2 separate regions of the Homo sapiens genome follow, and region 1 is linked to region 2. Evidence: chromatin loops called from intact Hi-C (ENCODE). Cell type or tissue: GM12878. All regions are shown on one strand. Links, peaks and the distances in the headings refer to the core of each region. The heading gives the core; the rest is flanking DNA.

Region 1 (5,325 bases), core at 554-4,553, 290 kb after region 2:
TTTATGTTACTAGATACTTCACTTAGGAATTCTTTGTTTGAAAGTAATGGAATAGTAACTCAATGTAGCTTAGGAAAAAAAAGGAGGGATCATAATAAGAATAGAAGAGTATCTCAGAAAGCCCAAGGACAGAAACGTTTCTGGGCCTCGAGAACAACCTGGAATGAGAACTCAGATGTCATTTGAGATTTCTTTATTGTTCTCTGCAGTCCAGCTTTCGCTGCTTCTTTTATCCACGTCATAAAAAACACGGCAAATTTAGTGCTTAGGATTCCATGTACTTGCATAGCCACTAGAGAGAAACTATTTTCTTTGCTATCTCCATATCCAAATGGGTTCAGCTGACCCATGGTTTCACAACAAATGTGGCTAAGGGCTGGAGTGGCAGTATGTGACTATGACAGCTTCACTGTAATCGTGTAGCTCTAAAGAGGGGTCAAGGCTCAGAAAAGGCGTGCTGAGGAATTAATCCAATAGGTGTCTACTAGACCAAGATTGGGGAACATACAAAGAATTGATGCCGTGCATAGATAGAATAAGAAACTGACCACCTGATACTTTTTAAAAGCTTGTTAAAGGCCCTATCAGATCCAAACATCTCTCTCAATAATCTATCAAAATGTGACTCTCTTCTTTCTCATGTTCCCATAGTTATTTTGGAGGAGAAAATGAAGTCAGCTCAACATTTTATTTTTAATCAAATGTTTTATCCTCAGATGCACTGGTTGACATATTACATATGTCAGACCATGACCAGAATAGTGGACTCAAGTGTCTTGACATATTGGTGTGTCACAGTCAGTTGTGCGATATCACAAGCCATATGATGGAGTCAAACATTCTGAAGTTTAAAAGACCTACTTCAAAAAGAATATAAAATTACAGCAGACTCAAGGATAGTCCTATAATACCACCATTTCTAGTTTCTAGTCCTATGCTTTTTCTTTTTGTTCCAGAGACACCCAGGCTGGAGTGCACAGTCACAGCTCACTGCAGCCTCAACTCCTGGGCTCAGGCAATTCTCCCACCTCAGCCTCCTGAGTAGCTGAGACTACAGGCGTGCACCACCATGCCCAGCTTAGTTTTTATTTTTTGTAGAGATGGGGTCTCCCTACATTGTCTAGCTTGGTCTTGAACTCCTGGCCTCAAATGACCCTCCCACCTCAGCCTCTCAAAGTGCTGGGATTACAGGCATGAGCCACCATGCCTGGCCAATATGATTTCTTGAGTGGACAAAAATTACAGATTGTGCACAAGGCATTGCATAAATGCTGGCATGTTATAGGAGCTGGGTCATAGATGTAATATCATCAGAAACATGCATTGCCATGGAAATCAAGTTTAAAAACTCCTGCATTAAGAACCTCGAAGAGCTTGAGAAAAGGTATAGGACAGATTAATTTCAATTTGATTGTGGGACTAGGGAGATGTTGTGAGAGAAGCTCTGGGCAGGCTCTGCAAAAGGTGTGGGTGGGAAGCTATATCCTGGACAGGAAGGAGAGAACCAGAACAGGTCCTTGGAGAGAAGGCTGCTAAAGTAGATATGAGGGAAGGGGAAAGAAGGCAGGGCATGGAAGAGAATCTTCACATATCTTATAATTTTGCCCAGGACAAGTCCTGTTTGTGCAACCTCATTATCATATACTTAACATTTTTTCATCAGGACAAACTTTCTGTAATGAGATTCCACCTGTCTCATTAACAAGTTAATCAAAGCATTCATGAGCCATACACAGAAACCCACAAGCTCATCTCTTAACACTTGGCAATCTGTACAGCACTTGAGGAAAAAAAGATTGAATACACATGCCAAGGCCAATTTATCTCAAATTAGCAACCAAGAAAATAAATGTAAGAGTAAATGGCAGAAAGGGATCATGATAGTCCATTTCCGTAGGGAGGTGGACTAATAGACGCCCACAGATGAGCTCTAAGTACCTGAATAAGTATTGTGATATTTTCTGTCCTTCATATTTCTAGTTTGCTGTTTTGACCTTCAAGGGAATATTCACAATGTTAAAATGAAAAGGAAAAAAACTTGCACATCCTCAAATTAGGTATGCTGCCACCAGGTGGTTGTAGTATGGCACAGCCATGTCGTCCAGGCAATTAGCATACAGTATAAACAGGTGTCTTAGAAAGAGGATTAGCACACTATTCCCATATTCTATTTTTAAAAAGTTATTACAACGAAAAAGCTTTGGTTAAATGTATAAGGAGATAATTTGCTTATAGATTTTAAGATTTTGCTTTGTTTCAGTTTTGTCTTTGTAAAGAAATGTATGCTTATGTACAATTTGGTATCAGTTTTACTAATCTTTAATTTTGTGATATCACTTTGAATTATACGTTGTAGTCAAAAAGCCACCCTGTAGGCTGGGCCTCAACCTCCTGTAACTTACACTGGATATCAAAATGACCAGGGTACTTATCTCTCAGTGAGGGGCCTACTCTTTTGTCTTTTTGTAGGTAGCCAATTCAACTTGCCTAACTGGTCTGAGATAAGTTCTTTTTGACTTTTCAGTTTACAGAAGCCCTTCTTCTTTTCTCTAAACCTAACCAGGGAATAAGTTAAGAAAAGCACCTTGCTATTTAGACCAATAGTTTGTGTTCTCCATGATGTTATTTGCCATATTTCATCAATAAAGTGTATTGAAGGGAACACCATGGATTTACTAACACTTTCTTTATGGTGTGAAAAGTAGGGAGAAATGTACTCATTCATTATATGAAAAATCCCAACTGGAGATGCCTTAAAATGTGCAAAATATATATTAGTTAGAATTGATAAAATAAGGCAGTAATCTCTCTAATAGACCATTTAATTGCTTTGACTAAAACTACAAGTTCCTTGATTTGCACAAAAAGGTCTCTGATTTGCTTCGCATATCACTTCTAGCTATGTAGTTGAGAGAGTGGCCAGAAAGATCTTTCCAAAACTGGGTTTTTAAAAGGCCAATATTCCATGCTTAAAACAGAATATTCTGAATTAGAAATACATTGGTAGAAAAATTTGTATTGATTATACCATAATATGTCCAACTCTTACGTTTGGATTATGTGAGATTAATATCATCATATCATCATCATCATCATCATCATTGCCATCCACCATTCAGCTATTTCTTGAGCAATTACTACTCACCAGGCTCTGTGCTAGGTGCTGCCTATTGTTACAACAGAACTCAACCAAAGATATCCTGTCAGTTATTCACAAGCCCTCTGGCAACACCTTCTTCATGCTGCAAACCCACATGCACTGTATTTTCGCTATAGCTTTCCATGAAAGAGCAGATGTTATAAAGATCACCCGAAAGTGAATCAGAAGAGTCACAGTCTTTGATGCAACATATAGTAGCACATTCAGGACTCTGTATTTGGCTATGTGAAATTGTTTGGGGAGAATCAAATCTTTCTGGAGCCTTGACTTATCTGTACTTTTATCGTGCCATTTTATGTGTCTTATCTCATATAGGCAATTTAAGTAAAATGACCCATTTACCTGATGTGGCATTTGTTACAAAGGTCATTTCCCACTGTGCCATAGTGAAATAATTAGCATGATGATGTGATGTACGTCTGTTTTGGTATTGTTCTGAACACAGATAATTTATCCCAAAGCATTGTCTTTTGGCACCAAGACATTTATCTGTTCTTCAAAGGTACTTCTGCAAGAGATGATATTATGAAGATAATGAAAGTATGTCCATTACTTTCAGAACGAGTCATTTAGCAAGATGACAAGTGTTGTCCAGGCTTTGTTGCCGGAGTTCTCTGTCTTTTGGGTTCTGACAGTCAGACCACAGGAAAGTGAGCAACTTTAGCATCTGTTGTTGCTTCCTCCTCCCAATCTAAAACATTATTTTTATATAGGGAAAGAATGCAAATTGAGAAACACTTTAGTTTTCTATAATATCATTTATGTACACAGGGGGTTTCGACACTTTTTCTTACCCAGGAATTACTTCCTCATTGTCCACCACCACTATAAGAATGAGAAGGTAGATGTTATCATGTCAGCTTAAAATTCACAGGCAGTTTTCACAAAAGAAGAAAATGGGTTAGGCATGCAGGAAAGAAAGGGTTTCATAAACTATTTGCACAAGAAAAATAAATGATGTTTCCAAAAGACACAAAAGAATGACAGGTAAGATTGCCAATTCAAGATGGCAGATTTAATGAAAAAATTAGCCTCTGATTTCTCCTACAACATTACAAAAATTAAAATAAAGGGATACCATAAAAGGCATAAGCCTCCAATGGAAAGTAAATATGAGAGGTGAGCAGGTAATATTAATAAAATTTTGGGAGCTGGAAAGCTTATGGCCAAGTAATACGTGATTTTAAAATAAAATAAAAAAAAGGCCTAATCCTAAACTGGCAATGGGAAAAGAGAAACAATTTACATTGGCAAATTTTATATTAAGAAACAATTAACAGCCTGGGCAACATGGTGAAACCCCATCTCTACAAATAATAATAAAAAAAAATCAGCTGGACGTGGTAGCGCATGCCTGTAGTTCCAACTACTCAGGAGGCTGAGGTGGGATGATCACCTGAGCTTGGGAGGTCAAGGCTGCAGTGAGCCGTGATCGTGCCACTGCACTCCAGTCTGGGCAACAGAGTGAGACTCTGTCTCAACACAGACAAACTGAAAAACAATTAGATCTAACAAATATCCTCTTCTTCTGAATGCATTGGAGAACCAGCCTTCCTACACCTTGACAGAAGATTGTGAATTTATTTTCTGCAGAAGGTAAAATAGAGGTTCTGGGAAGGGAATGCCAGTCACAGTGGAGGGTTGGGTACTATACTGAAAACAGAAGTATTAAGTCAAAATGTACACTGGGTACTGTAATGAAAACAGGAGTGTTAGTTGAATCTTGAGATCCCCAGCCGTCTCTCCCAACTCCTGTCTCAGAACACCATCATCTAGGCAAGAAATCTGAAGTGCTTTCTTTGGTGAATCTAACTCACATAACAGGAAAGACCTAAAAATACTGAAATCAGTTATTCCCCAAAGAAATGACTCAACCAGAGTACCCTACAAGGAAACATACAAGCTCAGAGCTTATAATTGGCTTTTCAGTTTCTCATTCTTCAATATGAGCAGACAGCCAAGGATGACCAGACAAATGAGGAAAGTCTCAAATATGAATGACAGAGACCATAACAACAAACAAGCACATATATAAAAATCAAACAAAAGTAACCGGGTAGGAACAGACTATGCAGTGAGATATATTATATGAGAAAATATCCATGAAATAATAACAAGTTTTATACACATACACAAACATTCAGGAAATAAGGAAAATATCCTAG
Region 2 (5,325 bases), core at 667-4,666:
ATCTCATTAAGAGTTCTTACATTCTAAATGCAGAAACTCAGATTTGCAAAAACTGTAAGAGCTGTCTTCAGTGTGCTGAACATTTAACAAGATTTCATCAATTTGTATGTAGAAGATGAGTAACACTGGCAGTTACAAATTTGGCTTTTCTCTACAATATATGCTTGTTGCTATATATGATTTATGCAACTTTACTAGGCAGAAATCTATGAAAATATTAGAGCAGGTAAGTGAAAACAATAAAACTGACTATATAAGAAATTACCAAAACACATTGTAGGTGGCCTAATCATTTATTAAAAACATGCTTTGTTCCATATTTTAATATTCTAATTCTTATTACAGAAAAGTGTCAAATGAATAACAGCTGTTATACAGCAACATTGCAATTAATTTTGCTCTGTTCTCAGTCAAATGCACTTAGATTCATGTCAGTAATTACACCTAACAGATTCACAGAACCAACAAACTGCACTGAACCCAACTGAGTCTCTAATGACTTTTTTTTAAATTATATTTGGTCCACCCACATTGAATTCCCGAGCCCCTGGGCTGCTTTAGAATCAGGACAAAATCTACTGTTACACTTGGCCGGGCGCAGTGGCTCACACCTGTAATCCCGGCACTTTGGGAGGCTGAGGCGGGCAGATCATCTGAGGTCAGGAGTTCGAGACCAGCCTGGCCAACATGGTGAAACCCCGTCTCTACTAAAACTACAAAAATTAGCTGGGTATGGTGGCGGATGCCTGTAATCCCAGCTACTCGAGAGGCTGAGGCAGGAGAATTGCTTGAACCCGGGTACTCCAGTCTGGGCGACAGAGTGAGACTCTGTCTAAAAAAAATAAATAAATAAATTCCGTTGTTACACTGAATGTGCAAAAGGATTATGGACAAAAACCTTTCAGTGATTGTTAATTTAATTCCACAAGTATTTATTCAGTGCCTACAGTGTGCTGATCTGTGGTGACATATCCTAATCAAAGTATGATTGACTGATAACTTAGCACTATTAACCTATTTCAGGGGTTATTAACTATCAGCCTTTCTCCCTCTCTTATGTGTGTCTGTTCTGTAAGAAATAATGGTTGTTGCTTCATGTAGTCCCATAGGTGTATGTATATACTCACACAGGACCGTATGTAGCATATAATATTTTTCACATATCATATATAATCTCTTAAAATCATCTATATTTCTTTTTTTATAAATAGTCAATCCTCAGTCCTCTGTTACACCCCTCACACATGAACAACCTATAAAGTATATAGTATCTTAACTTGTTAGTGGGATAAAATGGAAAAGAAGACATCGTTTAAGAAAGCAATTATACCTTTGTCACAATGGTATTAGGAAGACATTAAAACCTAAACTTAGAATACCTGCTTGTCATATATATCAACAGTAGGTTTCATATGCTATTTCGTAACAGCTTAGAAGATGATGGTATGATTCATTTGAAAATCAAAAAATAATTATCCTTTTAAATGTGCAATTAACTATGGATGGCATAATACTTTTATTTGTTTGAACCAGCACTGGAATCTACTTTAAATGTACTTTAAAAAAAAAAATTCTTTTTGTCAGACTAGATATTTCAGAGCTCCTGTATTTGATTTAGCCTTTTCTATTTGCTGAGCCCTGGAGAAAGTTGCGTAGGAATTATTTGGGGCATCATTAAATAGGATGGATGCATATAGGTCTAGGAAGACTCAGGCATAGCCCTGCTGAGGATTGGACAGGGTCCAGGAGGTTCCTTTTACATCCGTGTGGTTCTGTGGTATAAGATAACCACATTCTCAGAGTATGCTGGTTTAGGCTGTGTTGTAATCTGTAAATCATAGTGTCTTGTTTTGTTTGTCTCTTTAGTCCCATATTTTTATAATGTAATCCCTACCCCAATTTTTTAGCTAATAATTTTACGCAGTTGAGTGTTTGAAGTTGAAGAAGTTTTCCAAATTTCCTGTTGATCTCACCAATATCTACACATTCTTGGTTGAGTCACTACCTTGTCTGATTTTCTAGAACAGTATTTCTGTGAAAGGAAAATGTGTTCCCTCTAGTCCTCTTTTGTCAAAAACCCTTTGCACTTGCTTTCTTTTGCCAATTGAACCTTTTTTGAAATGCATCAGTAGGGAGAGCTTGCCTAGCCTTTGCTAGACAGGAGTAGCTGTAGGTGCATTTAAACAATCCAACTTGAAAAGGGGATTTCTCTCTTTCTATTTGAAAACAATTGAAAATGAAAAGTGTATGTCTCAGGACAGAGTGCTTAACCGACCTCATTCTACTGAACTTCAGCATGGTATATGAAACTACCTCCCCTGTGTCTTCCCCAGTGTTTTAAAAAGATGCTTAACTTGTTTGAGGCAACTGGTTCTGAGTCAGAGCTCTCTATCCAGCATCACCAGAATCCATTATGTTGTTAGGTCTTGTTATACCGTTCTTTGCATCTCTTTTTTCTTCACTCAAATAGTCAATACAGCTTTGTTCTAAGGGCTATCTGATCATGTTTTGAGGGGAAATCGAGATTGAGCTATAGAGATGAACTATGGTTACATTAACCTTTAAATGTAACCACATTCCTTCCCCCACAGTACATTCACATGCAGCCTGTACTTTTAAGTAATCCTGTAAGCTCCTGTGGCTAAAGCATGTTGAAAGTATCTATTTTCAACTGAGTAACCCTGACAGTAGATGAAACCTCCAAAAGATACCTCCCTCCTCAAGGGTGGAAGTGGGGGTAGGGGCAATGGTTGGCAGTGCAGTTTTCAGCCTATTCTCCCTCATCCTCTCTCTTTTTTTAAGACCCTAGAGGAGCAAGGTAAACATCTTTATAAGGAAATGTATGAGTTAGCTCTTTTAAAACCACAGATAAGTATAATCTTAGGAAAAGAGATCATGTGCCCTAGACTTTAGTAGTTAACATTTCTTCTGAAGGATGTGATTTTTTTTTTTTTTTTTTGTGATGGAGTCTTGCTCTGTCTCCCAGGCTGGAGTGCAATGGTGCGACCTCAGCTCACTGCAACCTCCGCCTCCCGGGTTCAAGCAATTCCAATTCTCTGCCTCAGCCTCCTGAGTAGCTGGGATTACAGGCACCCACCACCACGCCTGGCTAATTTTTGTATTTTTAGTAGAGACGGGGTTTCACCATCTTGGCCAGGCTGGTCTTGAACTGCTGACCACATGATCCACCTGCCTCGGCCTCCCAAAGTCTGGTATTATAGGCGTGAGCCATTGCACCCGGCCGGATGTGATTTTTTTTAAAGACAAAGTAACTAAAGACTAATTGATGCTGACATACCAAAGTAAAACCAGAAGTCTGTATTGAGGAGCCATCTCAAAAATTTACTTTAAGACAGTATGTCTTAAAGAAAAAAATGTATTATTTAAATGGAAAGTAGGACCATATGCCAGGTTTTGTTTGTTTTGTTTGTTGTCATATTTTTGTTGTTGTTTGAGATGGGACATAAGAGACTAGTTGCTTGTCTCACAGATATGGTAGGGAAAGGAAACCTTTTGGTGGAAGTTAGCCATCTCTTCAATCTCTGATATTCAAGGAGTACCCAGTTTTGGTTCACCAAATGTAAGTCCTTTGTTATAAGCATCCTCTTTTATGTTGGTTTGTTTGGCCTGTAGACAGTTTCTGAAACTAATTTCTTATTTGCATGTAATGCTTTCATATAATATTCATCTGTAAAACCATTTGGATTTTTCGAGTTGATACATTTTTATCATTCTGCTGCACCTCTCTCCCCTCCTTCTTTGGGCTTGTTGCACTGTCATGCTCCTCCTGATGCATTGCTTCCTGGTGGGTGACATCATGATTTGTGAGCAACCCGATATATAAATAAGGTGGTGAGAACTGCCTCAGCAATTCAGTTTCTATTTGAAAGGCATTAAGCAGCCTCTTTCTGTTTTCTTACATTTTTCTCTACTTTGTGTTTTCACAGTTTTATTAGGCACTGTAGAAGGACCTGTTTTTCTCTTTCATTACATTTCTGAAAATCATTAGGTTGATTCAAAATCTTTTGGAAATGTAATGCCCCCTTATGCTATAATATACCTCTCATACTGTATACATTTTGGTCACACCCAGATGTGGAGTTTAGCAATAACTAACAACTACTAATTTTTAGGAGCATCCTAGGAATACAGATGCTTTCAGCAGTATGTTTTTATTTTCACTGATATTAAAGGAGTATTTATCTTAGAAGAGTGGTAGGAAAGCACACATGAATTTGGACCTTAATCCTTGACTATGTAGACATTGAATATTCATAGGTGTTTTGTGTGCTATGGTAGGTGTGGAAATATATGTGAGATCAATATCACTTCACCTCAATATCTTCAAAAGTGAATATGGATATGGTTTTGTTAGCTGAACTCATTAGCAAAGATGCCTTTTAAAAATAGCAAAGGTTACAGTATATATAATGTATGTGTGAATATCCACATATTATTAGATAGATTCCAACATGAGTATTTGTATGTGTTTCTGTTAACAATATAATTTACTATCACAGCTTATTTTTCAAAATTCCATTGAAGTATAAAGCTGGTTAGAAAGATATACGGCATCTTTTTCTTTTTTTCAGCTCTCCTAAGGTATAATTGACAAATAAATTGTACATATTGACAGTGTACTATGTGATGTTTTGACATATGTATACATTGTGAAATGATTAAATCAATCTAATTAACATATTCATCACCTCATATACTTTTTTGGTGGTGAGAACATTTTAGATCTACTCTCTGAGCAATTTTTTAGGGTACAATACAGTATTATTAACTATAACCACCATGCTGTACAATCAGTCTCCAGAACTTATTCATCCTGTCTAACTGGAACTTTGTACTCTTTAACCAACATCTGCCCATCTCTTCCCCCAGCTGTTGGCAACCACCACTCTTTCTGCTTTTATGAGATTGACTTTTTTAGATTGCACATCTAAGTGAGATCATGCAGTATTTGTTTTTGTGTAAACAAGCATACAGTATTGATGTCAAGGTCTTGTATTACCCACCTTAGAACAAGACAGTAGGATCATTATTTTTATTCAGTTAATGTTCATTTATACTTACCCACATATTATTCATTTTTTTTTTTTTTTTTAGACAAGGGAGTCTCACTGTGTTGCTCAGGCTGGCCACGAACTCCTGGGCTCAAGTGATCCTCCTGCGTCAGCCTCCCCACTAGCTAGGATTACAGGAGTATACCATGGCCCTAGCTCCACATTTTACTCTTCATTCTTTTTTAGCATTTCAGAGCATCCATCTGGAATTAACTCTTTTTGCCTGAAATACTCTTTCCTTTGGGCAATGATA

The links. A loop is a pair of places that touch in the nucleus more often than their neighbours do. Peaks named below come from ENCODE experiments on the same cell type or tissue, not always from the same donor. Only the 100,000 strongest peaks of a DNase experiment are listed, where the experiment ranks them.
Region 1: it touches region 2 in a loop (3-fold over the local background); 1 of 110 quality-filtered maps calls a loop at or near these places.

What each region holds. Positions count from the first base shown.
Region 1 is chrX:97,683,881-97,689,205 of GRCh38, forward strand. No RefSeq gene overlaps it. Among named protein-coding and RNA genes, the nearest start is that of DIAPH2-AS1, 120 kb to the left of the region's middle. In GM12878, for the core only: a CTCF peak has its summit at 2,072; a DNase peak (open chromatin) is centred at 2,079.
Region 2 is chrX:97,395,801-97,401,125 of GRCh38, forward strand. All of the region lies in intron 25 of DIAPH2 (diaphanous related formin 2), which reads left to right. Among named protein-coding and RNA genes, the nearest start is that of DIAPH2-AS1, 170 kb to the right of the region's middle. RefSeq lists an enhancer at 2,641-2,730. In GM12878, for the core only: no CTCF peak of the experiment used is centred there; DNase peaks (open chromatin) are centred at 2,461 and 3,781; H3K27ac peaks cover 2,227 bases.